2 separate regions of the Homo sapiens genome follow, and region 1 is linked to region 2. A link is an interaction called in ENCODE POLR2A ChIA-PET data of the cell type or tissue named here. Cell type or tissue: GM12878. All regions are shown on one strand. Each heading gives the region's core, and the rest is flanking DNA. Links, peaks and the distances in the headings are about the cores only.

Evidence for each region. ChIA-PET counts read pairs that join two places held together with the same protein. Peaks named below come from ENCODE experiments on the same cell type or tissue, not always from the same donor. Only the 100,000 strongest peaks of a DNase experiment are listed, where the experiment ranks them.
Region 1: POLR2A ChIA-PET joins it to region 2 with 13 read pairs; 2 of 35 experiments call an interaction of 5 or more read pairs at or near these places.

The regions. Positions count from the first base shown.
Region 1 is chr5:68,417,022-68,432,790 of GRCh38, reverse strand. LOC105379013 (a long non-coding RNA gene) reads left to right here. Exons shown (of 5, transcript XR_007058804.1): 5 at 2,214-6,479. Among named protein-coding and RNA genes, the nearest start is that of PIK3R1, 210 kb to the right of the region's middle. In GM12878, for the core only: no CTCF peak of the experiment used is centred there; a DNase peak (open chromatin) is centred at 7,480; H3K4me3 peaks cover 459 bases.
Region 2 is chr5:68,519,518-68,535,286 of GRCh38, reverse strand. All of the region lies in intron 3 of LOC105379013 (a long non-coding RNA gene), which reads left to right. LOC105379011 (a long non-coding RNA gene) reads left to right here. Exons shown (of 4, transcript XR_001742694.1): 2 at 3,370-3,527; 3 at 8,368-8,473. Among named protein-coding and RNA genes, the nearest start is that of PIK3R1, 310 kb to the right of the region's middle. In GM12878, for the core only: no CTCF peak of the experiment used is centred there; no DNase peak of the experiment used is centred there.

The DNA.
Region 1 (15,769 bases), core at 2,897-10,896, 100 kb after region 2:
ATATCTTACCCAGAGTGCCTCTCCTTCTGAAAGAGTGGCCACCTCATAAAAGTGAAGAGAACACTGTCAGTGGGAATGTAAAACGGTGCAGCCACTGTGGAAAAACTTATGGCATTTCTCAAAAAATTGAAAAGAGAATTACCATATGACCCAGCATTTTCACTTATAGGTATAATATATACCCCAAAGAGTAGAAAGCAGGACTCCAACTGATGTTTGTACACCATGTTGATAGAGCATTATTCACAGTAGCCAAAAAAATGGAAGCAACTCCAGTGTCCATTGATAGATGAGTAAATAAACAAAATGTGAAATACACATGCAATGGAATATTATCCAGCCTTAAAAACGAAGGACAGTCTGACATATGCTTTGACATAGATGAACCTTGAGGACATCATACTAAGTGAAATAGGCCAGTCACAAAAAGACAAACACTGTATGATTCCACTTACGTAAGATATCAAGAACAGTCAGACTTTTATAAGGGAGGGGGAAATGAGGAGTCGTTTAATGGGTACAGAGTTTCAGTTTTGTAAGATGAGTTTTGGAGATTACATTGGTTGTACAATAATGTGAGTATACTTAACACATTGTTAATGGTACACTTCATAGTTAAGATGGTAACGTTTATGTTGTGTGTATTTTATCACGATGAAGCAATTTTAAAAGTTTAACAAATGAAGAGAAAGCTTGTTTCTGTCTGCTACTTGAGTGTAACTATTTGAATTGACTTGAAGGAGGAAGCTCTGGGCCAGTGTGGAGCTTGAGCATAGGCACAGGAGAAAGGGAGACTGCAGACATTGTTTCTTGATCTGAAAAGGAAAACACGGTTCTGCAGTTGTGACAAGCTAAAGGAGACTGGAAGCTTCCCTGAGAGTGAGCTACTGAGCTCTTGCCCCCCTCCTTCTCAGAGTTCTCCAAGGACACACATCTCAGTGTCCCTGCCTAACCCTACCGCCCCAGCAAAGCCCTGGTCCAAACAATGAAAGATGCCTGTTTGAACTTAGGACAATCCCATGGTTTGCTTATTGGACACTTACTAAGGATTTCACTGGCATCTGCTGGTTGTAATTCTCTTAGCCTCCTTTAAGGAAGGTCTTGTTACTATGCCCATCTTTTAGATGAGAAAACTGAAGCACAGAGAGCCTTTGAGATCCATCTGATTTAAAAGCTGCTACTTTAATAGATCTCTAATAAATAGACATCTTCTGTGATTGCATTAAATAATTTTTAACAAAAATGAAGCAATTCAGTTAAAGATAATATCCAAATGACCAGCTTTACTGGGGTGAAGGCTAAAAGGAATGAGCAGGTTGCCATTAGGGAATGAGCATGTGCGTGTGATGAAGAAAGGTAAAGAGGTATTCATAGTCTAAAGCATTTAGTTGAATTCTTGTGGTTTAGAAACATTAGGTTAGAAGTAGTTAACCAAGTGGAAAAAAAAAAGACACTCAAAACCACCACACTGTTTTTGGCACAGTAATATAACCTGGTAAGTGTACTAAAAATTACCCATTTGGTGAAGGGTAGGGATGCCCCTAAAATAGAATTTCCATTGGCACCTCTTCTTTATGTTCTGCCTTTCAGCTTTATATACCTTCAAGTTACAGGAAAAGCTCTGCTGAGCACTCTTGGATATTTCAGACTTTTCAATGTGACCTCTCTAAAAACCTCCCCCACCAATCAAAAATGCACAACCAGAAACTGTTTCTGCCACAATAGTTCCAAGTTCACATCAGTTACATTTTGTTTTGTTTTGTTTTTTGAGAAGGGGTTTTGCTCTTGGTGCCCATGCTGGGTGGCATGATCTTGGCTCACTACAACCTCCACCTCCTGGGTTCAAGCAATTCTCCTGCCTCAGCCTCCTGAGTAGCTAGGGTTACAGGTGCCTACCACCACAACTGGTTAATTTTGTATTTTTGGTAGAGACGGGGTTTCTCCATGTTGGTCAGGCTGGTCTTGAACTCCCAACCTCAGGTGTCAGTTACATTTTTAGAGGATGAAATGGTACACTTTGGGTTTAAAAATCCATTGTAAAGGAGATGCTTTTTCAAACTTTAAAAAAGAAGAACCTGACATTTTTCAATCCAAAATGGACTGACAAACATTCTTTCAGTTCATCTTGTTTAAATAATGAACATCAGAAGCCTATTGTTTAGTATTTTTCAAAAAATAGTAGCATTCTCAAGATTTGTTTTTGTTTTCAACAGATCTACTTCATGCTCCAAATATTCATGGACCTTCCCAGGACCTCAACAAAACAAAACCATGAAGAAAAACCTTGACATGAACCCCAAAAAAACCCAGTCAGCAATATTTTAAGTTAAATTTTGAAACAAATCCAAACGGGTTCCTCCCCATAAATCTACCAGTAAATTGTGCAGAATCAGAACTGAAGCCATGCCCTTTCTTAAAGTATTGAATTAGAATAAATGAGAACATCTAAATATTTTCCAAATTCATATTCCAGTTATAATATTCAAGTTTCTTAGTTTCTCTCTGTTCACATTCAACATGAAATAGTCCCATTAGTCAGTAGCAAGAGCTGCAACATTTCTACAGGTACTAAAGGATGTGATCAGAGCAGGGAAGATGGCCAACAAGATGATGCCACTCTAGCGGGTGCCCATCCAAATCATAACCCATGAATACTGCGGCTTTATTATCTTGGACAACAGAAAGCTGATCTTGTAATTGGATGATCACCCCTGCTTGCATGCTTTCGAGTAGTTACGTATGACAAAAGGAGCTACTGGTTTTGTGATGATGGGTTTCTGGGTAAACCCTAGATGCAGAAGCAGCTTTTAAGCATAGCAGAGCAAGAGTCAAATGGTTCTGAAAAAAGTTTTAACTCTGAGATGACTTCTCCCCGCTTCTTTCACTCTACCCTCTCAATCCTAGAGCAAGTGAGCAGAGTAGGTAAAGCTGTTTCCTCCAGAAAGATGATCCATATTTTAAACAGCTCTGTGAATGGGGCACTAAGACTCAGAAGATCTGGTTTTCAGTTCGCATTCTGCCTTTAACTGGTCTTGAAAGTTTGGGCAACTCAATTATCTCATGGAGTCAGTATTTGCATCTGTACAGTGGGGATATGAATACCTGTCTTACCTACACGGAGCTGTAAGAGCAACAGAATGTGAGCTGGCATGATGTTATTATATGTATCACCTTGGTTATTTTAAAACATGCTTGATGTATTAGCCTCTCTGTTTCCTCTTGAGTTTTCCTGCAGAGATGTCTTTTAAACCAAGCATCACTCTCCCAATCAGAGACAGGGCTAACTAGATAGACAAATGAGAAAGAGAAGTCGGGGATGGGATGGGAGCACAGCCAATGCAGAAACAGTCATGTGTATTCTTCTAGACAGGTGAGCAGAGACATTTTCAGGATTTCAGGGGGGCAGGATGGAGACATGGGGGAAGCTTCTGGGTCAGTTCTTGATGGTGTGGCTTCAGTATGTAGATGCACACATTCTCCTCTAAGTCGAAAAGAATATACTGGGGGTTTCCATTCTTTTGGATTTTCCAGGCTTCTAACGACCTCCACCATTCCCAGTCCAGAGGAGGTCATGGGATGATAGAAAGTGGGAGCAACCAGGGCATGTGCCTTTTCATTTCGCAGTGGAGGGGCTGAGGCTTGGAAAGAGGGCCTGGCTTAGGGAATACAGACTTCAGCTCAGAAAATCTAACAGGAATTCTCTTCTGTGACTGCTAGACAGGCTTGAAACTACTTAGCAATATTCTGATTTTTTTTCTCTGCAATATCAATAAGGGTAAGCACCCAGTGCCTTCTGGCAGCACCCCCAGAAGCTGCCACCTACAGGACTCCCTTCCCTGCTGGCCGGCCCATGGGCACCCTGTGAGGTGAGCCAGGGCTGCTTCCCAGCAGAGGAAGGCCGAGCCACCATGCAGCCCTGATTTGTCTGTATGAAGGGGCAGAAATTGATGGCCCACACAGCTCGAGCTTTTGCATTTGCGAGAGAAAAATGTCTTCGTAAAAACAACAAGAACAGCAGCCTGAAATAAAAGAAACAAATGGCATCCAGTCAGAGCCCAGGTTCCCTTCCAAACCCACACCCACACACACCCCTGCGCCTGTTTCATGCTTCTCAGCATGAGGCGCTGCCTCCAGTGCTTCTTTCAAAATACTGCTGAGAAAGTGCCACAGGACTGTCACGTCGACAAACTGTTCAGTCCCCCGTTTGAAGCTGAGAGGTGCCAGGCAGAAACTGGGTTCAATTAGACATGATGGAAAAAGGGAGAGGCCCTCCCTGGCCCTCGCTCAGGCCCCTGAGGTGTGCATTACATCTGGCACAAGAATTGCCCAGAAGGGAGGCCCTAGGCTGCCTAGCGGTTCCCAGGTCTTCTGCCCCACTATCAGCTTCTCCCTTGCTTCTGCCTAAGCTATCAGGAGCCTGCAGGCAGCCTGGACCTTGGGGCTTGCACACATGAGCTTCAGGTCTGATTAGAAAGGAAGCTGGGCTCCTTCTTCTTTTCTACTGAGGCCTGTTTGGAGAGCATCCTGGCCAACACATGCGTAGGGGATCACAATGCATTACTTAGAATCCCTCCATCCTGGCTTGTGCCTCAAGTCCTTCCCTTCTGTTTCCACACGCCCATGCACGATTTTTTAGACTTGAAGAAAATTAATTTGTATTTATAACTAAAAGGATACAGCACTTATAAGTGCAATGGTCAGTATTTTTTTCTGCCTCATTTTCTATCCGATATTTTCTGTGATGATTTGACTTTTATTTGTATATTATAAAAAGCATCTACTGGGCCAGGTGTGGTGGCTCATGCCTGTAATCCCAGCACTTTGGGAGGCTGAGGCGGGCAGATCACTTGAGGTCAGGAGTTTGAGACCAGCCTGGCCAATACGGTAAAACCTTGTCTCTACTAAAAATACAAAAATCAACTGGGTGTGGTGGCAGGCGCTTGTAATCCCAGCTGCTCGGGAGGCTGAGGCAGGAGAATCGCTTGAACCTGGGAGGTGGAGGTAGAAGTGAGCCGAGATCACACCATTGTACTCCAGCCTGGGCATCACAGTGAGACTTTGTCTCAAAAAAAAAAAAGCATCTACTGTGTGTCTCTGAATTTCTTAATAAGTATTTGCAAAACAAATCATACATTTCAGCTTGCAAACTAAAAAAAAAAAAAAAAAAGGGCAATATGTGCTGGATTAGTTAAATGGAAATGGCCAGCCTTCAGTAAAACAAATGCTTATTAAGCACCTACTATTTGCCAGTCCCTGTGGGAGAACACAAAGATGTGGAGACACAAAGATGAAAAGGCACATGCCTGCCTCCTAAAAGTTTAAGTTATCCTCAAACTTCCACTCGATGTGAGAACACAAATGATTCTTAACAGTGTTTAATTCCCAAATGAATTTTTTAGAGGAATGAGGATGTGTGAGTATCTGTATACATCTATACAAGTGTCAGGGATCTAAATGTGTAGCTGGCAGCATTTAGAAAAGAACAGGCTAGATGCAGTGGCTCTTGCCTGTACTCTCAGCACTCTGGGAGGCCAAGGTGGGCAGACTGCTTGAGCCCAGGAGTTTGAGACCAGTCTGGGCAACATAGCAAGACCCTCTCTAGACAAAAAATTAAAAAGTTAGCTGGCATGGTGGTGCACACCTGTGGTCCCAGCTATTTAGGAGGCTGAGGCAGTAGGAGGACCTGGGATGTCGAGTGTAACAAGGCTACAGTGAGCCTTGATTGCGCCCCTGTACTCCAGCCTGGGTGACAGAGTGAGACCCTGTCTCAAAACAAACAAACAAAAACAAAATAAAAGAAGAACAAATCCACTTTACCCAACTACAAGCTGTAAGCTCTCACAATGCTCAGGTCTAAGTACATGATGTATTTATTTCCTAGATACCTACTGTGAAGTGTGGAACAAAGCCAAGTTCTATTACATATTTGAAAAATCCAGGTGACAGGAAGAGGATACAAAGATGGAGTAAGCTCCCCGTGTCACCTCGTGGGAGGTAGAAGGGATCAGGGTAGGGAGTTAACAAGAAAACTAAGAAAGGGATGATGAGACTGAAATGGAAAAGTAGATCAGTGATTGCCACAGTAGAGTGTAATAAAAGCAATATAAGATCTTCTCTTTCTATTTATGTTCGTTAAAAAATAAAAGACATTAGGCTTGACTACCATTTAACAGATTGTCCGTAGTACATGTGTATAATGTGTGTGTGTATAAACACGGTGTAAGGAGCCTGACTGTCTGAGATTGTATTGTGCCGAGCCTAAGTTAGCCACATGGATGGACAGAAGCCATGTGGAGGAGCACCAAGGCACCACACAGGTGTGGGAATCCTCCTTAGATCTTGTAGCTCAGCTAGCCACCACCTGACTATAGCTGAGCGAGTGACCCAGCCATCCTCACTGGAACAGAAGAGCCAGCTGAACCCTGCCTGAATTCCTATGCCACTGATTATGAGAAGGAGTAAATTATTGTTTTAAGCCACTAAGTTTTGGAGTGTGGTTTGTTTCACAACAATAGATAACAAAACGATCATATTCTTACAGTTTGGTAATTAACCCTAGAGACAAACATATTTATCAAGATTTCTCTCTTTACATGATGGCACCTTAAATGTGAAAAACAAAATTCTGATGGTCAAGAGTATGTAGTCAATGAAATCTGACGGCTAGGCTAAGCCCAGAAAACAATGAGGCAGCCACAACAAATTAACAAAGTATTATTTTTAAAAATTTATTTTTGAGACAGGATCTCACTCTGTCATCCAGGCTGGAGTACAGTGGTGGAATCTCAGCTCACTGCAGCCTCAACTTCCTGGGCTCAAGCAATCCTCCCGCCTCAGCATTCCAAGTAGCTAGGACTACAGGCACTCACCACCATGCCCTGTTAAGTTTTGTATTTTTTTATAGAGACGGGGTTTCACCAGATTTCCCAGGCTCATCTTGAACTCCTGGACTCCAAGAGATCCTCCTGCCTCAGCCCTCCAAAGTGCTGGGAATTCAGGCATAAGCCACTATGTCAAGCCCAAAGTATCGCCTTAAAAGAGAAGTTGCATACAGTACAGAAGACTTAGAGTGGGAGGTATTTTACAATAATCAGGAATCTATGCACAGGTAATGTTTTTTACCTCTTCCTTTGGCAAAAGTTTTATCCCTTCCAGCCTTTGGAGTTCTTTCTTTAGCTGTATCTGACAGCTTCTCTGTTACCCTCTTCCCTTTTATTATTGGGGGCTGGATGCCTGGAAACCACATTTTCCAGCATCTTTGCCAACAGAGTTCCAGATCATATACTGACATGAGATTAAGAAGGTACAAGAGAGGTAGAAGCCACATAATGCTACTCTGCAGAAGAGAGCAAATGTGTGGGTTTCAGCAAATACCAGATTTTGTATTGGCTCCCCGACATCTCCCTGTGAATCATCAACGTCAGTGTTAGAAACAGATGATACCATCACCAGCAGTTTCCTGTAGTCCCTGAAACCTTCTGTCTCTGAAAGCTAGCAGCAAATTTGAAAGTTTGTGGCTTTCCCTGAACTTCCTTCCTTGAACTTTCACCCTTGACCTTTCATAGCCCTTACAGAAGTTTTGTATGCATCCACTTCCTTGTATTAAGTTCTTTTCCTGCCTGAAATACCTAGAGTGGTTTCTGTTTTCCCTTCCTACTTCTGATTATATAAGTCCAAATCTCATTTAGACTTAATGAAAGTCAAGATACAGAATTTCTCTTTACACACACATATGCATTTTACAAACAGCTACAGACCTCCATAAAATGTGCAATGTTAGGCCAGGTGTGGTGACTCATGCTTGTAATCCCAGTGCTTTGGGAGATTAAGGTGGGAGGATTGCTTGAGGCCGGGAATTTGAGACCAGCCTGGGCAACATAGCTAAACCTCGTCTCTACAAAAAATAGAAAAAATTAACGAGGCACAGAGGTGCATGCCTGTAGTGCCAGCTGCTTGAGAGGCTGACGTGGGGGGATCACATGAGCCTGGGTGTTCAAGGCGCAAATTTTATTTAAAAAAAAATAAAATTTGAAACAGAAATACACATAATACAGCATAAAGGGGGATGCATATGGAGGAATCATAGAATGGAAATAAGAATTAATAAAAGATATAGTTGAGGCTCTATGGAAAGGGAAAATTAGTATTTTTCCTTCCAGTTAATCAAAGTTTTATAGGTAGGGTTACCAGATTTAGCAAAGAGACAACAGGTTACCTAGCTAAATTTGAATTTCAGATAAACAATATTGTAGGCAGAATAATATTCCACAAAAGATATTTATGTTCGAATCCTTGGAACCTATGACTATATTATGTTACTTGGCAAAAGGGACTTTCAGATGTGATTAAAGATATGAACCTTGAAATGGGGAGAATAGCCTGGATTATCCAGGTGGGCCAAATCTAATCAAATAAGGTCTTAAAAGTGGACAACTTTTGCCAACTGCAATCAGAGAGAGATCTGACTAAGGAAGAAGGATCAGAGAGATGTAACATTGCTGGCTTTGATGATGAGGAACAGGCCATGAACCAAAGAGTGTGGGTGGCCCCAGAAGTGGGAAAAGGCAAGAATACACATTGTCTGCTAGCACCTCCAGAAAGGAATGGGGGCCTGCCCTGTTGACACCTTGATTTTAGCGCAGTGAAATGCGTATTAGACTTCTGAACTACAGAACTGTAAGGCAATAACTTTGTGTTGGTTTAAAGCCACTAAGTTTGTGATAATTTACTAGAGCAGCAATAGAAAATGAATACAAGCAACAGAGAATTTTTTAGTATGTTTGGTCCATGAAATATTTAGAACACGCTTATCCTAAAAATTATTTCTATTTTGAAGTTAAAATTTGACTGAATACTGTATTTTACCTGGCAATCCATTTTATAGGAACCTGAGATTCCAGAGCTCTTGTACATCTCTGCCTCTATCTATCTATTCATTTCTATATCAGTTTGGGGAACTTACTATGTTGCAGGCAGTAAAAATAGGCAATTTACCTATGGTATTTCATCTAACTCTCACAACTCTTTGGTGTAGGCACTAATTATTGTGCCTGTCTTATAAACAAGGTAACTGAGTCTATGCAAGGTTAAAGAGTTTGTTCGAGGTAGTACAGTGGAGGAGCTGGGGGTGGCTCGGGTCTGTCTGAGTGCAAAGCCCATGCCGCTAAGCTCTGTGTCTACCTGGCTAGGCTGTCACTTCATTCCTCAGTTTGCTTTCATTCCCAGGGCCCCAAAAGTTAGCCTCTATTGTTGCTTCCACATTCTCCCCACCCACTCTCTCCCATAGACCAGTCATCTGATATCTGTCCCCACCTCTTTACAACAGGGAAACTGCTTTCTCAAAGGTCACCGATGGCCTCTAATCTGCCATCATTTCTTAGTCATCCTTCTCTTGACCTTCTCTGTAGCATGTGGCTTTGTCGTCTCCCTCCCCACACATGCACCGAGCTTTTCTCTTGTACTTCTCTGAATCTCTGATTATTGCTTCTGTCTGCTTACTCATCTCATTCTCCACAGTGGTATGGGAAGCCTGGTTCTGTTCTTCCTCACTCTCATTTTCTCATTTTAAAACTCCCTTGGAAATCTCACTCATGGTCAGGCTTCAACTTCCATCTCTGCTGATGATGCCCCAATGTTACCTTCAGGCCTGCTTTCTCTCTCTCCAGCTGTCATCTCATATTTCTACAATTGCCTGCTGGACAACCCCAGACAGACAATTAAAATCAGGCCCACCTCCACCCCAGCTTACCTGCCCTTCCTCCCCGGTATGAAGGGTCTGGTGCTCTCCAGATATGGGGTCTGAGTCCATTTCATTTTTGACTCTTGCTTTTTTTCCCTAAATGAAGTAACCGAGTAGTTCCTGGTCCCAGTGTGTTGTTCATGATACCTTTTGCATTCCTTTCTTTCTCTCTCTGGCTGCTCCCACTGGTCGGGCTCCTGTGGCCTCACACTTGGACTGCAGCCTCCTAAGGTCCTTGAGCTTGCCACAAACCTGGGAGACATTACAGCCTGGGCTTCACTCTCAAAACAGATTCAGCCCCTCCAAGATGGGGTCGAGGCCACAGATGTTTGTAAGTCTCCCCAGGTGTGTTAGCTTTCTATGGCTGTTGTAGCAGATTACGACCAACTCACTGGTTTAAAAGAACACAAATTTATTTTCCTACAGTTGTAGTTCTGTAGGCCAGAAGTCCAAAATGGGTTTCACTGGGGTAAAATTAAGGTGTTGTCCTCCGGACGCTCTAGTGGAGAATGCATTTCCTTTCTTTCCCCATGCTTGTTCATAGCCCCATCTCGTTGCGTTTTCTCCCCCTACTTCCCTTGTCACTCAGCCTTCTTCCTCTGGTGTAAAGTCACATCTCCTTCTGCCTCCCTCTAGAGGGATATTTGTTATTACATTTAGGGCCCACCTGGATAACCTGGGGTACTCTCCTCCTCTCAAGATCCTAAACAACATCAGCAAAGTCTCTGGCCACAGAAACAAACATTCACAGGTTCCCAGGATTAAGTCCTGGATAACCCTGGGGGCTGGTGTCAGCCTGTTACCTCAGGTGACTCTAGTTGGCAACCAAGCTTGAGAACTACTTTTGTGACTGAGCATCCTTTCTCCGTGCTTGTCTCTCAATCCTCTTGCTAGCCATCGTCTTCACACACCCTGTGTCTTATGACATGCTTCTGAGTGCCACCACAGTTCCCCTCTGCCCTTAGAACACATCGCAAACTCCTCAGCCTAGAACACAGCCCAGCTCGCACAGACATGAGGACTCCTTACAGACACGTTATGCTCTACCGCTCTCCCACATAAACGCTCGGCTTCAGGTAAACTGGTTTTCTCAGAATATACTTGGCATTTGGAAGGGCTTATTTTGTTGGTCCTGTTTCTCCAACGTTAAGCCTTTTCCCATCCTGCTCTGCTTACTCAGAGCTAACCCTGGTGTCAAGACATGTTAGCTTCCTCAGGCTGCTGTGATATATCAGACTGGTTGACTTGAATGGCAGAAAGTATAATCTCACAGATCTGGAAGCTAGAAGTCTGAAATGAAGGTATCAGCAAGTTTGGTTTCTATGGAGGGCTGTGAGGGAAGGATCCATCCAAGGCCTTTCTCCTTGGCTTGCAGAAGGCCATCTTCTTTCTATATGTGTCTCTTTCCAAATTTCCCATTTTTATAACTAACCAGTCATATTGGATTAGGCCCATCCTAATGAACTCATTTTTAACTTGATTATCTCTGTAAAGACCCTATCTCCCAATAAGGTCACATTCTGAGGTACAGGGGGTTGGGCTGTCAACATGAATTTGGGGGGATACAATTTGACCTGTAACACTAGCCTATCATAGTCCTCTTTGTTTACTGCTGTCTTTCCTCCTCTGCACCACAGGCTGAAGTTCTCTCCCTCGTTTAAACAATACAGCTATCCCTGTCCATTCATTTGGAAAAAGGACACATGAAGCCTTGATTGCGTCTCTTTGGTTGTTGTCTTTGAACAATTTGTGCATGTGTGGACGTGCATGTATGTGTGTTCTCTCCAAATAGAATATGAGCTCCTTGAAGATAGCCATTGCATCTTCTTAATCTCATTGTGCTCATGATACCTATGATGCATGTGTTTGGTAAATGTATTTTTTTTTAATTTCAGAAAACTTGAGAGTTTAGTTTGGGGTGAGGAGTGGACAGATAAATGATCTGATATTGTATAGCATTGGATGAGCGATCTCTTCAATATCTTTGTTGGAGAGAATCTAAAAGAATGTGGTCAGGTGGCCTGGTACCTCAAAGCTACAAGCTGACCAAAGAGAGGAGGAGAGAGGAGAGAGAGAAAAGACAGTAAAGTCTCTAGATACTCAGATGAATTCATGTAAAAACCGGCTGAGTCCGGTTAACAGTATTTTCATCAGCATCATCCCTGACCTCAACAACCCTGGCCCTACCCTCCAGTGACAGCGTGGTGCTTTGGAGGGCTTATCAGGCTGACACAGGCACCCCGAGTCAGGCACTCTGCCAACACCTTGCTGGGTGGCCTTGCATCGCCCTCTGTTTTTTGAGTACTCCTCTGCCTACCAGGCAGAAACGCCCTGGTCACTTCCACAGAAGCAGTGTACAAATTAGTGAGTAGGGGACTATCAGGTGGGGAAATGTAAAGAGTTGTCAGGATTTATGTCCTTAGCGTGAGAGTCTAGAGAACCAAAACTTGAGGAGTCTCCCATATTAAAAAGATGTGCTGGAGCACACATGTGTGTCACTCCTGCAGAGAGGAATATAGCCAAGCCCCATTAAGAAAATCATGAGGCAGAGACTTGAATCAACTTCTATAAACTTCTTTTACCTTGAAATGGCTCAGAATTGTAAACACCTGTATTTCATCTGGATTATCTGGACAAATCGCTTAGCCGTTCCTGCATCCCACCCCAGTCTCCAGTGGGACCCTGTGGCTTCTCTACACTTATTTGACATTTCTAGGCTCCAGTTCCTGCTTCTTTAGTTTCAGCTTTGTTTCTCCTTATCATGCCCAGGTCACACCAGCTGTCCCTTCCTGGTGTTGACTCTGGGAGAGATAGAAGCCTGCTCCAGCTTCATCCCAAGCTCCCCATAGGTGGGGGCTTTCCAGGGACTTTTTTAGCTCGATGCCCATATCAATTTCACAACCTCCCGAGGGGAGCCTGGGCCCCCAGGAATGGCTACCTCCTCTGCTGCCATTCTTATGTGTTTACCAAGTCTCATGTTGGTCTCCTCCTTTCTTGCTGCAGCTGCCACACTCAGAGAAGGAAGAGGAATCTTCAGGCATCAGATGCTTGCTTGAGTGGGCTGCCTTTCCCTCTAAGGGCTCTGAGAGTGGGGTCGGGTTCTTCCCCACGGCCTCTAGCACTACTGGAGCAGCTGGAGGTTATTTTTGCAGTAGGGGCATTAAAGGAACAAGAAGTACAGTTGCCCAGGGCTTTCCTCCATGTGTGACTGCACAGGAGGTCAGAGGTTAGGGTGGAGCAGGGCAGGCTGAGTCAGCTCCGTGGAAAGTGAGCTGGGCTGCTGTCAGCCTGATCCACATACTTTCTCAAAGCCCCCTCCGTCTGCTCTTTCCTTTCAACCTCTAAGCTTATTCCCAAGAGACTATGGGTCTGGATTATCTCATTTTAGTCCACCAAGCTGTTCAAACAGCTCTTAACATTTGACCTTCCCTCACCCTATCTTATGCAGATTTGGAACATAGTTTCTTTCTCTGTTCTCTATCTAAATGATCTACCTAGCTTTAATATGCATGTGCTATAAATTCTTTATTGTTCGTGCATAGATGTAATCTCTCTTTTTATATGTTAGTATATCTTTGTGTAATCATCCATATCAGTGCTATGGCAACATAGTGAGATCCTGTCTCTATAAAAATTTTTTTAAAAAATAGTCAGATGTGGTGGTACATGCCTGTACTTAGGAGGCTGAGGTGGGAGGATCACTTGAGCCCAAGAGGATGAGGCTGCAGTGAGCTGTGATTGTGCTGCTGCACTCCAGCCTGGGTGACAGATTGAGGGCGGTGGGTGGGGGAAGAGGGGAGTTAAGCAATTTGCTTCATACCAAATTGCGTTCTGTAATTTTAGGTTTGTATGCAAGGAACAGAAAAATCCAAAATTAACAATCTTAAACAAAATAGCTCAAGAAAAATGAGTGGGTTTCTCTCGTGTAAAAGAGTGGAAAAAAGCAGCACTGGGTGGGTAAGGGGGATCTGCTCCTGGAAATCCTCAGAAAATAGTTCACCGTGCTGTTACCTGTATAGTGTGGCCTCATTATCATAGTCCAAGGTGGCATCTGTTTCCAGGCAGCAGGAGGGGTGAAATGTTGAAAAGGCAAAGAGCATATGTCAGCCAACTCTCATATGAGGGTCCCAGAAGTTGCTCTAACATTTTTGCTTACTTCTCATTGACCAGGACTTAGTCACATGACTACACTTAGCTACAAGGGAGGCAGGGTAACGTGGCAACATGGTCTTTATTTAGGACAATCTTGTGTCTGCTGAAAATTCTATTACCAGAAAAGGTGAAAATGAATAGTAGAGGACAACTGGCAGGCTCTGCCACAATTTTTTAAAAAAATAAATTTTGGGGGGCGTTTGGTGGAATGAAGACTATGTATTTCTAAGAAGCAAACCAAAGATTTGTCCCTAAAGTACACATCATTACCTGTCCAGATACAAACACACGAATTTATATATATGTAAATACTTGAGCAATAGAATTATATTTTAAGTCAAGTAGACAGAGTAAAGAGTTTATTGGGAACATTTTTAAGCTATTTCTATAAATAGGAATGACTTGTCCTGGAATGTTTCCTTCAGGATTGCAATAATCTTCTGAGCCATTAAGTTAGTCAATGACCTTGAGCAGCTCAGCTAGGCACCAGATGATGAAATCTCTGATATCTCTGGGGTCCCGGTTGGCAGAATCATTTCAACTTAGTGCTAGGGAACAATGGCCCATGGACTAGCAAGTCTGCATATTCCCTCATAGAAGAGTAATCTATTGCGGGAGACTTTGACACCTAAGTTTCGGCAAGCTGTGGGGAAAGTATGAATACATGTGTGTTGGTACTTGTGCAGACTGGAAATCTGTCTTCAGGAATTAAATGAAGCACTGCATGAAATAAGGCACTTAATAGAAATTTCTGGTGCCTTTGTCGGCAAACCTATCCCTTGGGTGATGGTCTCTATCCAACAGAAATCAAAATAAACTTTTGGGTTTTCAGGTTAACTTTTTTAAAGGGGCATAAAACATTTTTATTTAATTTTGTTCTTTTCTCTTTTCTGTATCAAACAAGAAATGATTTTTTTTTTTTTTTTTTCCACCAGAGGTATTAAAATGCTGCAAGGGAGCAGCCTCTGGCTTGACCAGAAACACATAAACTTGAAACTGTGAATGTTGGTTTGCACATATGTTAAGTTAAAAGTAATGATATATTTTCAAAAGTCATTACATTTTTTAAAAAAACTTTGTTAGCTAAAGCAGAAAAGTAAAATTCAATTAGGAGCACACCTTAGCAAAAAAAAAAAAAAAAAAAAAAAAATCTTTTTACCTATGATGATCACATGCTTTTATAAGGGTCATCTCTCCACAGTCCCATAATCCCATTATAAGAGCCCTCTACAGTACATTTCTGAATGCCAAAAAGTTATTTTATTAACTGTGCTTAGACGAATCTATTAACAAGGTCCAATAGTCCCAGGCAAAACAACAAACTAGGAAGATGTTGTGCAAACATGGATGTGTTCTCTAATGTGTAGAATTTCTGTGATAGTTTTGGCTTTGTAATTTTGTACATTACTACAAGCAGTTCTGGACATGAAACAATTACCTTGTAATTGAGCTCCGCTACTCAGTTTCTATGTCTGAATTTGCATTTATGTTCCTATCCCTTTAGCATTACTGAAGACCAAACGGCATCATAGCATGATGAGTAGAAGCAGCATTCACAATTTAAATGAGGAAACTGAATAGTGAAGAAATTGAATACCCTCAGCAATTGGCAGCCCAGTCATGCCTTGTTCAAAGACTCAGTCACAGTGGTCAGCATCAAGACCCTGTGGCTAGCAAACATGTTAGTGGGCACCCATCTTTGTACTCCAGCACATCGAGCAGTTCATAAGGGGGCAGTACAGGTAGTTACAAAAAGACAGTGGAAAACTCCTTATTCAGTGGAATTCAATGGGTTTTTTCCTGCTAGTATTGCATTTTGAAACACAGTTTTAAGTGGCCCATGAACCTAATTGGTTTAAAATGAGTTAATTTTTTAAA
Region 2 (15,769 bases), core at 4,399-12,398:
GGCTGGGGAAGGCGTGGTGGGGTAGGGGGTGGTTCCACATCTTTCACCCACAGGAACTCCAGCCCATGAAGATCCTGGCACAAGTTTCTGCTTTTAAGGTTGTTCTGTGGATGAAACTCCCGAAAGCTGTCGGTACCATTAGGAAATGATTAGCTATTAAATGCCAAATCTGCTGCCTTACAGTATAGTTACTCGTTAGTGTTTTAAGGGGATGTTATGCTTGTTGTTTTCTTAAACTAGTAGGCAGACAAGAGGAGAGCAAAGGGAAAGGGAAAGAAAGAAGAACTCTAAAAATTAATTCGGCATTGCCATATGAAACGTCATGGGCCATGGTTGGGCCTTGGGAGTGCTTTATTATTTTCTCCCTGTCTCTAAGAAAAGGTCTGGGTATGGTCCGTGTGGAAGAACAGAAAGCAAAAGAAACAGGGACTCTAAATGGTGGAATGACCCAGGGGAGCTCAGTGGCCCACATACCTCTCATTCCAGTGACCCCAATACCACGGACCCACAGCCATGTGCACCCCCTCCCTGGGCTCTGCATGCTGTGGGGGTGCCCTGGCTTTATCTCTTGGTGACAAAGTGGTGCGATACCTCCTGGCTCAGCCTGGAGAAGCTGGGCAGAGAGGAATCTGTCCCATGGGGCATATATCAGGCTTGGCTGGCCCTGTGGTTAGGAAATTCTCTGCATTTATCTAAAGCAAATAAAAATGTGGGCAGCCTGTCTATTTGTGAAAGGCAGACAAACGCAGCCCAGAGGAGAGAAGAGCCTGTACCCGATGGCTAAATGGAGCGTGGAGCCCTGGCAAGGAGGAGAGAGAAACGCAGCCTGGGCTGGAGGCCATGGGTGGCCCGCCTGGTGGGAACAACATTATTCCGCCCCCTCTCCTGCTTTCTGTGGCTGGGAACACAAAGAGAAAGAGGGTGGGGTGGGGGGGCTTGGCCTCTCTCCCTGCAGAGGTCGGTCCACTGGCCTCTAATGATTATTGTGTTTAATGAATTGCAGCTTGTAAAAGGCTTTGAAGCTAGAAGGCAAAGCCTGAACACTGAGGATTCTTTTTCTTAAATCATTTTATTCTATGACTCGAAAAACAAAATCCCGCTTGAGCAGAGAGCAACAGTCAAGGCTGCCAAACTCCACTTGTGGTAACTTTTTTTTTTTTTTAAACAGCAGTTAAAAAAATATGTGGACTGCAAAATGTGTACAAGCCAAAGCACAAAAAGACAATGGACATGACATTTAGGCAGGAGGTGGGGGAAATGCAAAAGGGACTTCCTCTGGAGCAGTAACAATTAGCCCCATTAGCTTGTGCATAACCCATAAATGTAAGGTACAGGGAAATGGTGGGAGCGAATCATTGTGGTGCCCCTGGGAACATCTCTCTAGGCTGGAACCATCTCACTAACCGGATGTAAAAAGATCATATGGTGTGTGTCTTTCAGTGGCAATTAACCTCAATTATTATCCTATAGTCCATAAAAACAGCTGCATGGAACAGGGTCTGTGAGGGATCCGTATCTAGGTCTGGAATCTCCTCACAGTTCTCCAAGAGAGTGACTATGTTTGGGGCATTTTCAGACATGCTATAAATCCTAACTGGCATTGTTTGCTCCCAGCGATAAAAGAAAGGGTAGCAGGTGTGCCTCCCAACCAACCCTTTATTGCCTGGGCATGTGACAGCATTTTGCGGCACCTCAGTAATGAGCCAGAGAAGAAGGAAAGGCAGATGAATTTGCCAGCATTATTGCAGGTATCTTGAAGGAGAGTTGAGCCCAGCTTTTCAATTCATACAGATCCTTTCTCTGAAGAACCCCTTCCTGATATTGTCACTTTAACACATCTCTGTGGTTTTATTTTGAAATTTTTAAAGGTATGTTGTATTTGTATTTTCCTTTATTAGCATAAAATCAGCATTTCTGCAGATATCAGAATAGTTGCATGCTTGTTCCTTGGAAACATTTAAAACATTTTTGTTCCTCCCCCAGTGTTTTGCTGTTCTCTTCCCTCTTCTCTTCCCCCTCCCCTCCTCACTCTCTTTTCACCTCCTCCTCCTCTTCCCCCTTCCCTACTTCCTCTTTCCCCGACTCCTTCTCCCTCCCTCCCCGCTTTCTCTCTGCTTTTGGCAATTTATTTTTCTAATTCTTTTACACATTTCTAAGGTTTTTACCATTTATATAATCTCATGCTTATTTGCACTTCCTTTTCCCATTCATTTTTAACAAGACTAAAGAAATACTGCATTTGAGTTATATTTGTCCACATCCCTATACTCTATCATCTTGATCAGGTGTCCCTGAGTATCTCTGTTATAGTGTGTTCATGGACAGGTGTTTGTTGCCCATTCTCCTTTCCTACCCTGCTTTAGGTTGTGCTCTGATCTACCCTAAAACCTTTTATGCGTTTCTCATTCTTTCTCAAATCTGTCTTCATTTAAACATTTTTCCTTGTGGCTAATGGGTTTTTTATGTTTTATTTTTTATGTTTTTTATTTTTTTATGTTTTATGTTTTATTTTTTAATGGGTTTAAAGGCCCTGGTTCTATAATCCATGTAAATGCCTTTGTTATTTTTCCATCATACACCCTTTCTTGATTTTCCTTTCTAAGTTGCTTATCTTTCTCCTCCACTTTGCCATCTTTATTTACCATGTGCCTTTCCAAAAAGGCCATATACCATAAAAGAAACAAAATTCTGGGTTCCAGCCTTGACTCAATTAGATCTGAAGCAAATTACATAACCTCTTAGCCCCAGCCTCCTCAACTATGAAATGGAAATTGAAATTGCAAAGCCAAGTTCACGGAGATATGATGATGATTAGATTGAATAGCATAGCTGAAGCCCCTAACTCAGTGCCTGGTATATTATAGGAATATTCAACCACAAAGGTTAGGCTCCCTTTACTGTTTTAGGCCAATCCTGTTCGTTTTATAATTTCTTAATAAGAAATAACTTTCTATGAGTCTTTCAATATAGACAGGTAGAACCTGAAGCCTCATTTCCCATTTTTGTTATGTTCTGACTTTTCAGTATTGAAACAAAAAAATTCTTGGTCTACCAGTAAAGTAGGCTTTGGTCACTTCAAACTTCCTCTTTGAGGAGCACAGCTCCTCACAATAGCTCCATGAGGGCGTTGGAGGCATGAGAACCCTTGTGTTATAGAGGCTCAGGCAAACCACAGAAGTCTGCTCCAGCACTGGGTGTAGTTGTACCCCATTCTGAAAGTCCTCGCAGTCCCAAGTGAATGCGAAAGAAGAGAGGAGTGGCTGTTTAAGGTCCAAGACATGGCTATTATTAAGGGAAGAAGAGTGGGGAAGAGGAGTCATGTTAGCTCCTTGCCCAGTGTAATCAAAGTGCCGGTTGTGTCTATTTCAGGTACAGTCATGTGCCGCATAATGACATTCAGTCAATGACAGACTGCATATATGAGGTGGTCCTGTAAGGTGATAATGGAGCTGAAAAATTCCTACTACTGAACGACATCATAGCCATTGTAACATCATAGCACAACCAATCACCTTTTCTATATTTAGGTATGTTTATTTAGAACTGTATTAGTCCATTTTCGTGATGCTGATAAAGATAAAACCAAGACTGGGAAGAAAAAGAGGTTTTAATTGGATTTATCATTCCACATCTCTGGGGAGGCCTCAGAATCATGGCGGGAGGCAAAAGCCATTTCTTACATGGCAGCAGCAAGAGAAAAATGAGAAGGGTGCAAAGGCGGAAACCCCTGATAAACCCATCAAATCTCTTGAGACTTATTCACTATCACGAGAACAGTATGGGGAAAACTGCCCCTATGATTCAAATTACCTCCCATGTGTCCCTCCCACAACATGTGGGAATTATGGAAGTCCAATTCAAGATGAGATTAGGGTGGGGACACAGAGCCAAACCATGTCAGACCCACAAATACTTACCATTGTGTTACAATTGCCTATAGTATTCTGTACAGTAACATGTTATACAGGTATGTAGCCCAGTAGCAACAGGCTATACCATATAGCCTGGGTGTGTAGTAGGTTAGGTTTATGTAGATTCACTCTGTGATGTTCACATGATGACAAAATCACCCAATGAGGCATTTCTCCGAATGTATCCCTATCATTAAGTGACACATGACTATATTTCATTTCATTGCACTGCATCAGCTTTACTATTGAATCAACCAATGGTTAGCTAATCCATAAGAAAATTGTGAGCAATAACATAAGACAGGGAGAGACAGAGAAAGACAGAGAGAGACACACCCTCACAGAGAAAGAAAAACTCAAACTCAGGTAGTGAGGTCGTAGCTGTTTTGGTGGCTAAGTTCACTGTAGGGTTGAAACGGTGGGGCCAGCGTTTCTCAAGAGACACAGAAATGCAAAGTATTCTAAATTCTGAGAACCTGCCCTAGGACTGTGATGGTGGAGAGAACCACCACAGTAAGATCAAGTCCTGCCCACATGAAGGAGGCATTCACTTTAAAGTAGAGAGCCTCAATTAAGGATGTGTGTCCTGGATGTCCTGAGCCACCGTAAAGAAGTTTTATCTAAACTGGGACATTGTTACACGAGAAATACAGACCTCTAACTCTCCATTTTTTCTGTTTTCCTACCTGGCCTTGGGCACATCAGTCAGTGTTCTCAGATTCTCTTTTAGGAAGTAGGGAAGGGAGGAGTCAGAATAGTGTTCTGTATTTGAAGTTCTTCCCTGAATAAGTAGCCTTTTAAGAGTGTGATTGTGGGTGATCATACTGAGGCATGAGAGCAATGGTTCTCAGAGTTTGAGCCCCTGATCTACAGAATCAGAAATTCTGGGGTGGGACCCAGCAATCCTTGTTTTGACAAGCCCCCTAGGTGATTCTGATGCAGGCTTCAGTTTGAGAGCCACTGAATTTGAGCACAAGGTTTAAGAAAACAGACTATGTTACCTGATTTCTAATGTCAGCTCTGCAATTTACTAATTGTGTGACATCACAGGGCTGTTACAAGTATTAAATGAGAAAATGCCTGTAAACAGGATTTTAACAACATCAGAATTACAGCTGGCACTCAATAGATGGTACTTATAAACTTGGGGGAGGGAATGAGCTGTGAGTCTGCTTGGTGAGAGACTTGCTAAGGGAATTTCTTATTTTTGCATTTCAAACTTCTGTCCACCTTGTTGAACGTCCTGGGTTCTGAATGACATTGTCTTCCTTGTATCTCACTACTATCGACAAAGTGTGGAAAATGTCGTTTTGTGGGGACACTGCTGGTGTATAGAATGACCCCACTAAGAGCAGTGAAAACAGGCTGGCTGACACCAGAGCTGCACCTTATTTTGTCTTTTGAAACTGGGTGGAGGGATCAGGAGTTACCCAGTTTTTTTTCCCTTTGGCGACAATGTTCTTCCTGAACCATGAGGAGTAATGAAGAGAGAAATATCAACATTTTTGTGGTTCAGCTGACATTAAAATGGGAAAAAGCACATCACCAGAATTAGAATGTCCTGTTCATTAGTCACTCTTCCTTCTAAAATTAAAATGTCTCTGCAAGCAGGAAAAGAACAAGCCCTCAATGACCTCATAACTCATTATTTCCAAGGAATATACTTAATTCCCAGCAGAGATGAATCTGGAATCGATTTTCCATTTCTGTCAGCCATTGAATGGCGGCCTCATGGATCCTTCTGAAGGAGAATATGTACTTTTTGTGGGGTTGGCAGGGGCTGATGAAGAGAGCTGGTTGCTGTTGTCGGTGACCTTGTTTGTGGGCAGCTGCTGAAGATCCATTTTCTGTTGCAAGCCATTCTGAGCCTTTCAGAAACCAAGAAGGAGGTACTCAGTCAGGCTTTTTCATTGTAAGGCTTTTCTGTCTTTGCACATGACCACTCTTACAGCTGAAATCCCTTGTCTGGGCCATTAGAAAAAAGTGTGCCAAGCACTAACTGCTGCTAAGGGGTGAGAGGGAAGGGAACTGGAACCTTCATTAACACTAACATAGTCAGAAAGAGGGTCTGTCTGATGATTTCTGTAATATCCTTTGCCTCCACATTCCCTAGACCTCTGAGCTTGAGGTTAACCAGAGCTGTAGCTGAACTATAAACTTTCAGAGGGCCCCCTCCGCAGTGCCAGGTTATACCCATTCCTTAAGCAAGTGGTATAGTTCAGTGTTCCTCTCTGTGGTTAGAACAGAAAAAAATTTCTAGACATGGTTCAAGTATCTCATACTATGACAAGCTGGGTCAATACTAGACACCTATGTGAGTAATATAGCCATTATCACCCCCTCAAAGTCAACAAACTAAGAATGTAGATCATCACAGAATTCAGCAGTGACAAATTCACCCCCAACCTCAGTGAAATGTCTGCTGATTTTCAAATACAGTTTTCATGTTGAATTTACAGTTACCAGCTGTGCAAACATAAGACGATAGGAATGGAAGTCACAAATGAACCACGCCTCAGAAAATGTATACTAAATTTAGCATTTTGTAACTTAATTCCCCATAAATATGCTCACATTCATTTTTATGGCATTAATTAAATTGAAATTATGCTTGGGGCAAATTATTTGCTCAAGGCAAAAAACAAATCATGATTATATGATGCAAAGTCGCTGAATGATGAGTAAATCTATATTTCCTTAGATATATTAACAACCTTAATAAATTGCATTTAAATAGCAGTTTTACATATAACACTCTAATTTGAGCCATTATTTAGCAGCATTGTCTCCCTAGGATGATAGTATAAGTTTCTAGGGACCTGGTCAGGAGACTGTTTCCCCATGGGCCCCTTGCTGACTTGTGTCTTTGTAATAGGATGAATAATAGCCCCCAAAGACATTAGGTCCTAATCCTTGGAACCTGTGAATAGGAAACCAGGCTCTGGGGGCAGAATATGTGAGTTCAAATTTTACCTCTACCACTGCAAGCCATGTAACCTTGGGCATGACTTCTCGGGTTTCAGTATCCTCACATGAAAAATGAGAATTATAATAGTTCTTATCTCACAGGGTTTTTGTAAGGATGCTCTGAGATATACAAGTATATAGCATAATATCTCCCACTAAGATTAGGCACAGATAAGGATGTCCTCTCTCAGTAGTTCATGTTGGAAGTTCCAGCTAATGCAATAAGACAAGAAAAGGAAATAAAAGATACGCAGATTAGGAAGGAAGATATAAAACTCTCAGTTCGCAGAGGACATGATGTAGAAAATCAGAAAGAATTGACAAAAACAAAACAAACAAACAAAACAAACAAAAAACCCTCCTAGAACTAATAAGCAATTAGAGCAAGGTTGCAGGGTGGTCAATCACTTCTATATACCAGCAATGAACAAGTTAAATTTGAAATTAAAAACATTATACCATGTATATTAGCACTCCCCAAAATGAAATAGGTATAAATATAATATATACAATATCTATATGAGGGAAAATACAAAATTCTGATGAAAGAAACCAAAGAACAACTAAATAAATGGAGAGATATTTTGTGTTCATGGGTAGGAAGACACAGTATTGTCAAATATTAGTTCTTCCCAACTTGATTTATAGACACAGCAAAATCCCAGCAAATTTTTTTGTGAACATCGACAAACTGATACCAAAGTGTATATGGAGAAGCAAAACACCAAGAATAGCCAACACAATATTGAAGTTTAGAAGAACAAAATCAGAGGACTGACTTTACCTAATTTCCTAATTACCTTATTTCAAGCCTTACTATAAAGCTACAGTAATCAAGACAGAGTAGTAGCAGGAAAAAAAAAACAAACCCAGATAAATAGATTAATGGCACAGAATAAAGAGCACAGAAATAGACCCATATAAATATTGTCAACTGGCTGGGTGCGGTGGCTTACGTCTATAATCCCAACACGTTAGGAGGCTGAGGCAGGTGGATCACCTTAGATCAGGAGTTCAAGACCAGCCTGACCAATATGGTGAAATCTTGTCTTTACTAAAAAAAAATACAAAAGTTAGCCAGGTTGTGATGATAGGCACCTGTAGTCCCAGCTACTTAGGAGGCTAAAGCAGGAGAATTGCTTGAGCCTGGGAGGCGGAGGTTGCAGTGAGTTGAGATCGCGCCATTGCACTCCAGCCTGGGCAACAACAGTGAAACTCCGTCTCAAAAAAAAAAAAAAAAATTATCAATTGATTTTTTACAAAGGAGCAAAGGCAATACAATGGAGAAGACAGTCTTTTAACAAAGGTGCTGGAATAACTGGACAGCCATGCACACACACAGAAAAGAATCGAGACACAGACTTTACATCTTCACAAAGGTAATGCAAAATGGATCATACACCTAAATGTAAAATACACAATTATGAAACTCCTAGAAGATAACATAGGAGAAAATCTGACAACCTTGGGTTTGGCAATGACTTTTTAGGTACAACACTGAAGGCACCGCCCATGAAAGAAACAACTGATAGGCTGAACTCCATTAAAATTAAAAGCTTTTGCTCTGCAAATACAAGAGAATGAGAACACAAACCGTGAGTAGGAAAAAATATTGCAAAAGATATATTAGATAAAGGACTGTTATCTAAAATATACAAAGCATATAGCACAATGTTTGACCCAGTTAGTGCTCACTAAATATTAGCTATTACTATTATTTGACTATCACTAGTTCGTGTTGCTTCAGAGTCCCTTCATTTCCATCACTTTTCATCAGTTAATTTTTTGTTAGTAGCAGTTGGTTTACGCTAGTTAAGTATGTCTCAGTCAAATCTTGATAGTAGGCTGGCGGATTTCATCAAGAATTTATTGAGCTCATCTTCCAGACAAACCTTGATGACACAGAGGAAATGTGTTTGCTGGACCTGGGGTCATGCAACAGGCCCGTGAAGGCCATCTGCTGTTGGGCATATTGGAGGTAGCAGCAAGAAGAGCCAGCAGCTTACAGGCTCACTTCACTCTACTACCTCCTCAGTGAGAAAATTGGGTGGGGTTAATGACAGTAGGTGCAACCCTCAGGGAGCAGACATGGCTCTGCATCCCCTGGCTATGTAGAGTGGGCTGTGGAGAACCGACTAAACCAAACTAGGAAATAGTACAATTCTAGGGAAACACCTCCTTTCCCTGTCCACTCCCATATCTCGAAGAGTTGGCTTTACAAAGTCTAAATTTCTCTCTCTCTGAAGTTCTGGGGCCCATCTTTTAGAAGCGGTTCCCTCTTGGGGAAGACCTCTGGAGAATCCCCTCTCTCCTTGCCTACCAAGTGCTGTGGGTGCCACCATCCACACTGCCATGGAACTCACAGAGGCAGGGAAGCTGCTCAGGAGCTTCTAGGTGAAGTTTGTGTGGAGTTTGGTTCACAGTAGAGAGTGGGTTGTGTGTGAGTCCAGGGTGGTAGTAATGGTGGCCCTGAGAGTGTGTAATGCATCCTCCACCATCATCCCCACCCCAACATCTCTCTAGTTCTTCCCTCTGGGCCACCTCCTGCTTAAGTAACAAGCTTCCTTCAGCCCCTGTCAAATGAATTAAAGAATAGCTTTAGAGGAATTATACAACGTCATAAATGAAGATTAGTGGGTTTTTTTTTTTTTTGGTGGGGGGGAGTTGAATAGAGTCTTTATTAATGTTAATTTCACCTGCTTCTTTATTTTAAAATTCCAGGGTACATGTGTAGGATATACAGGTTTGTTACATAGGTAAACGTGTGCCATGGTGGTTTGTGAAGATTCGAGTTTTAGAATTTGGGTTTCTCTCTTATTGTTGGGACTATTTAATTGCTTATTAGACACCCATGAGGTGTTGGCAGCATATGGAAGATGTAGGGAGGTTTCCTGATCAGTGGACTTATATTCTTATCAAAAATGACAGAACAGCTGGGCGCAGTGCCTCATGCATGTAACCCCAGCACTTTGGGAGGCTGAGGCAGGCAGATAACCTGAGGTCAGGAGTTCAAGACCAGCCTGGCCAGCATGGTAAAACCCCATCTCTACTAAAAATACAAAAATTAGCTGGGTGTGGTGATGTGCGCCTGTAATCCAGCTTCTAGGGAGGCTGAGGCAGGAGAATTGCTTCTAGGGAGGCTGAGGCAGAAGAATTGCTTGAACCCAGGAGGTGGAGGTTGCAGTGAGCCAAGATCACACCACTGCACTCCAGCCTGGGTGACAGAGCAAGACTCTGTCTCAAAAAAAAAAAAAAAAAAAAAAAAAAAAAAAAAAAAAAAAAGATAATGAAGAGCTGTAACAAAGAGACACATCAGGTAGGGTTAGACAGACCTTCCCAGTAAGTTTTTAAGAGCATTTCATTTCATTTCCCCTTTGCCCTTGGGTCTGTTCCTCTGATCTATCAGCCTTACATCAGTAAGAATGAGGAGCAGGTAAAAGTAAGCGGCAGAGTATTGCATTATATCGTCTCTGAACATGTGGAGCATAATGAAGGCTTTGAAAGAGCAGAGAGAGAGAAGAGTTTGACAAACCAAATTTTAGAGCATGTGCAAGTAAAAGTAATAGTGACTGAGAAAAATAAAGTGAAAGAATGGAGAAAAACATAAAACTTAAGTATTATTGACTTCACTGGCGAAAGATGGGAATTGGGTGCCCGATACTTCACTTGAGGGTTTTAGGCTTTTTGAAGAGGAGGATGAGTCTATGAAAACACAACTAAAAACACAGAGAAGTCTGTGTGTGTGTGTGTGTGTTTTAAGGGACAGAAGCCACCATAATATGGGAAGCTGCTCAAACATGGCAATCCCTGTTCTACCTTCTGCTATTAGCTGACTGCCTCTGTGATAAACCTGTATCAGTTAGAATTAGCATTGGCTGCAAGTAACAAAGTCCCCAGTTCTAGTAGCTTAAACAAGTTAGTTTATTTTTCTCTTGTGTGCAAGTAGAAGGTGGGCAGTCCAGGACTGAAATAACCCCAGTCCTCACAAAGTCCTCAGAGACTTGGGCTCTTCAACTTGCTGCTCTGCTATCTTTAGAGCAAGACCTTTGTCATCGAATAAGGGGGTTAGAGCTCAAGTCATCACATCCAAGTTACCAGCAACATAGTGAAGGGAGGGTTGGCGAGGAAAGGGGCAAAGAGTATGCTTCAGCTTTCTTTTAGGAAGGTTACTGAACCTGCGTGACACTCCCCTCTATTTCCCAGTGGTCAGAAATTAGTGATATGGACACATCTTGTTGCAAAGAAAACCAAGAAACATGGCCGTGAGCCCAGCTAGAAATTTAGGTTCTATTATTATGAAAGAAGGTGATCAAATTGCCATTGTAATTTCCTAAATCTTAGTTTTCAATAGAAAAATGTGTCAACAATGCATCCTGGTGTAGCCTTCTTAAGTATCAAAGTAAGACTGCCATTATATGCAATGTAAAAAGATGTGACTACTTACAACTTCAGGTTGGTAATCAAAGAATCCAGCTTCCTTCCATGATTCTGATAAGTCTGAACAGCTCTTCTCAAGGGTGTCCTAATAGTTACTGAGTTTCCACTACAAATTGGAATAAGAGCCAGGCATAACTGGACTGAAATCCTGGCTCTCCCATTTACTAGCTGTGTGACTGAGCAGACCAATTAAGCTCTCCAAGCCTCAATTTCATCCCCACAATGGGCATGATACCTGTGCCTAAGGATATTGTTAGGACTAGACAGCAATACATATATGAAATACGTGAATACAATTAATAAGACCTTTCTTCTGTTCCCTTCTCTTTTAATATACATTATCCTTTCTCATTTGGAAGCTGCTTTTCTGCTCTCTGACTATGTCTTTCCAAGAAGTCTTTTTCTTTCTGGTATGGATCTTTATCACCCAATTCACATAAAGGGGTAGTACCAGCAGACCCAAGCTATACCACCAACTACAGCAATTGCCATGCTGACATCAAAAACAGGAAATTCACTATAACCAGGAAAACATTCTATGGACTAGTGTTCAACAAGAAACATGCAAAACATACACAGCTATATCTAAGACTTAAATAAATATACACACAAATGAGCAGAGGCATAAGCATTTATATTTTTATAAGCAACAGATCGTCATAGCTGAACCTTACATTTCCTGAAAGAGCTGAAGCAAATATGGTCCCTAAACTAGTTGCACGCTGCAGACTTCAGGGGGCCTAGAGGGACAGAGGACAAGCCGTCAGGCGCCCAGCCTGGCCCCCATGATTTCTCTCCACTCTTGCCCTTGCTAACATTCCATTTTTATTTCTCATCAGTCATGAGGCTCACTAGGAGGAGTATATTTATACTTACTCCAGTTGTTTTCTAGGGCTGCCATAAAAAAGTACCATAAACTAGGTGGCTTAAAACAGTAGAAATTTATTCTCTCACAGTTCTGGAATCTGTAAGTCTGAAATCAAGATGTCATCAGGGCTATGTTCCTTCTGAGAAACACTGAGTGGGATCCTTCCTTGCTGGTGCCTGCCTTCTGGCGGTGGCTGGCAATCCTTTGTGTGGCTTGTAGTTGCATCCCTTTAGTCTCTGTCTCCATTGTAACGTGACGTTTTCCCTGCCTGTGTGTCTTCTCCCCTTCTTATAAGGAGACCAGTCATACTGGTTTAGGGCCTACCCAAATAACTTCATCTTAACTTGATTACATCTACAAAGGCTCTAATTCCAAGTAAGATCACATTCCCCGGTATGGGGGGTTAGGACTTCAACATATCTTTCTAAGGAACACAATTCGATTCAAAACACTTATAGAATTTTGTGAAATTAAAGAGAAACTAAAACAAATTCAAGGTTAACCTTATGCAGATTTCACTCTTAATTGCTTCCTGATAATCTTGATTAGCGAAAAGAATGGAGTGGAGTCATATGCTGCTGACACTGGAAAAGCCAGGACTCTGAGTGAGTTTTGGGAGTGTCTTGAATGTGAATGTCACTATTATCGTATAGGTCCCCCAAAATGAAAGGTTTTCCTCCTGCTTATGGGTGAAGCTGGGGTGTTCAAGGGAGGGAAGAGATGGCCAAGTAGTTGCACAGGTGATCAGAGTCAGGAAGTGGATTGTGCTAGGCTAACATGAGAATATGTGTATGTGCTTAGGAGTGATTGTGTGTGTGCATGTGAATGACTGTGTATAAGCTGTGTGTGTGTGTGTGTGACTGTGTACATATGCAGTGAACTAGCATGTGTGAAGTTTCTGGGAGAAGGAAGTATTGAGAACATTGAGATGTTAACAGCAATTAGGAGGTGGGTAGGGAGAAAAGACTATCATGGGGCAAAGCATCTAACCACACAAAACTAGAATGTGACTTTCTGGTGAAAGGGAACACAGAAGATTCTACAAAATTAGAAACCTACAAGTCTGTGCCAAGTCTATATCCGGTTGCCTTATGCTTCCCTTCCTTCATTATTTAGCATGAGTGGCTATAGGCCAGATCCAATTGTAGTTTTTGCCTCTGACTTTTTTTTAATGAGAAACAAACACTAGTATTTTTTATTCTGTCATATGTAGAAAACTATATCTCTTCTTCTCCCTTTCTTGATTCTGCTCTAATATAAGAACCACCAAACAGATTGAGATCAATCTTGCCAAGAAAGTTTTACTATAAAGATGAAAATGCACAGAGGAATGTTTTAGTCTGAAAATGTAAGGTAGTTAGATATCTACCAAAAGTAGAAATCAGAAATTGTAATGCATGGACACATTTTGTTGTAATTATTTTATTTGCCATTAGCAATGAATCTCAAGCTGTTGAGCAACCAAAAACCCATCTGGGGACTTAGTACCAGTGAATGAGCCATTATCTTTACCTATTCACTTATTCTCAAAGTCCTTTGATGTCACAGTCAAAGAGTTTGACTGTAATGAAATAATGCAAAAGAACAAGATAGAATGAAAAGTGAAACTAGCTTTGAAGCTATTTTTCCTGGAAAAAAATTGTAAGAATTCCCAAGAACGTGGTACACCAAAGGAAGATGAATTCCCTGCAGTCTTGCTGTAATATAAATATGAATCAGAATATGATGCCCTGCATGTGGAAGACACTAAATAAGAAGTTGTTAATAGTGATGGTGGTGGGAGTAGCAACTTCGGATCTGGAATAACTCGAACTCAAAAGAATATTTGTATGGTAGATTTGAAAGGTGGCCACAATTATATGGCCATCACAAAAATATCTCTTTCCACATAATGTTCTTACAATGTGACGTTGACCTACCTTTATTGAGAGGTTGGGTCTATGTTTCCTTCTTCTCAACCTAAGCAAAACTTTGTAACTATCTTGGCCAATGGAAGATGGAAGAAATGATTCTGCATGACTGCCAAAGCTAGGTCATGGAATGCAATATGGCTCTCTCTCTCTAATCCTCCCTCCTTTTATCTCTCCCTTTCTTATCTCTCTCCATTCTCCCTCTCTCCCCTTTTCTCTCTCTCTTTCTTTCTCCCTCTCTCAACGCTTGTCCTTGGAGCCCAATCACCATGATCTGAGGAAGGCTAGGCCACAAGGGGAGGCCATGGGTGGGTGTTCCAGCTGGCAGTCTTAAGTAGGCCCCCAAATGACAGCAAGCATCAATGGCCACACATGCGATTAAATGAGTCTTCAGATAATTCCAGCCCTCAACCTGCAAGTCCTCCAGCTGAGGACTCAGGTCCAGTGCCCTGTCTGGATTTCTTACTAAAGGAACTTATTATTGTTTAAGTCATTAACTTTTGGGGGTAATTTGCTATGCAGCAATGGCTTACCTCCTGGGAGGATTTGGGGATGCACCAGATTCCCCCATCCAGGGAGGCGAGAGCTTCTGCTTCTTGTGGAGTTATCTTGCTGGAATGACGGAAGAGGTCTCCGTCCTGGTGCTCCTTCTTGACCCAGGTCCCATCATTGCCAGGCTCAGCCACTGTCTTCAAACTGAGGCATCTCAGATATGGTTAGAATTCCATAGTCCACTATCAAAATCATTTTTGGTAGGTCACATAGTTTACTTATTTTGAATTTTTGATCATCATGTTGAATAAATAAGTGCTCCTCAACCTGTAATGTGCATACAAATCACCTGGGGTCTTGTTAAAATGTAAATTCTGCTTTAATAGCTTTGGGGTGGAGTCTGAGATCCTGCTTTTCTAATTCCCAGGTGATGCTGAAGTTACAAGTCTGAACCACACGTAGACTATCATAGGTATGGAAGATTGTATGGACAAAGCAAAATTTTGCATAACTCATCCCCAAGGCAGGAAACCAGGGATAGCACTTAATGCCATTGAGCATCTACAATGTGATAAGAATCTTCCTTAAGTATTTCATATATATCACTGTAGTCCTCAGAATACTCCTCCAAAATAAATACAATTTATTTTCCTCACTTTATAAAGAAACTAAGGTTCGTAGAATTTACATAAGTGGAAAAGCCAGGACTCAAACCCAGGACTCACTATGAAATTGTGTCCTTGCCACTATACATTCATCTCTTATGATTCCTAAGCCTGGGATTGGTTCTCTAGTTATCATTTCTCTTTGAATAAAGAGGTGCCTCTGTAACAGTGCTGCCCAATAAACTTCATGCAGCAATAGAAATGTTCTTTATCTATCCTGTCCAATATGGTAGCTACCTGTGGCTCCTGAGAATTGAAGTATGGCTAGTGTGACTGCAGAACTAAATTTTAAGTTTTATTTAATTTTAATTTCAAATGTAAATAGCCATCTATGGCTAGTGGCTGGGACAAGTGGCTAATTGCTGGTGGCTACCGTATAGGACAGCATAGCTTCATAGGAAGAATCCCAAAAAACACTGGGACATTAGGTTTGAAAGGTGCCTTGGATTTTGAGACATTAGGTTTGAAAGGTGCCTTGGATTTTCACTGTGGAATGTGTGCCATGGCTCTCCCTCACAT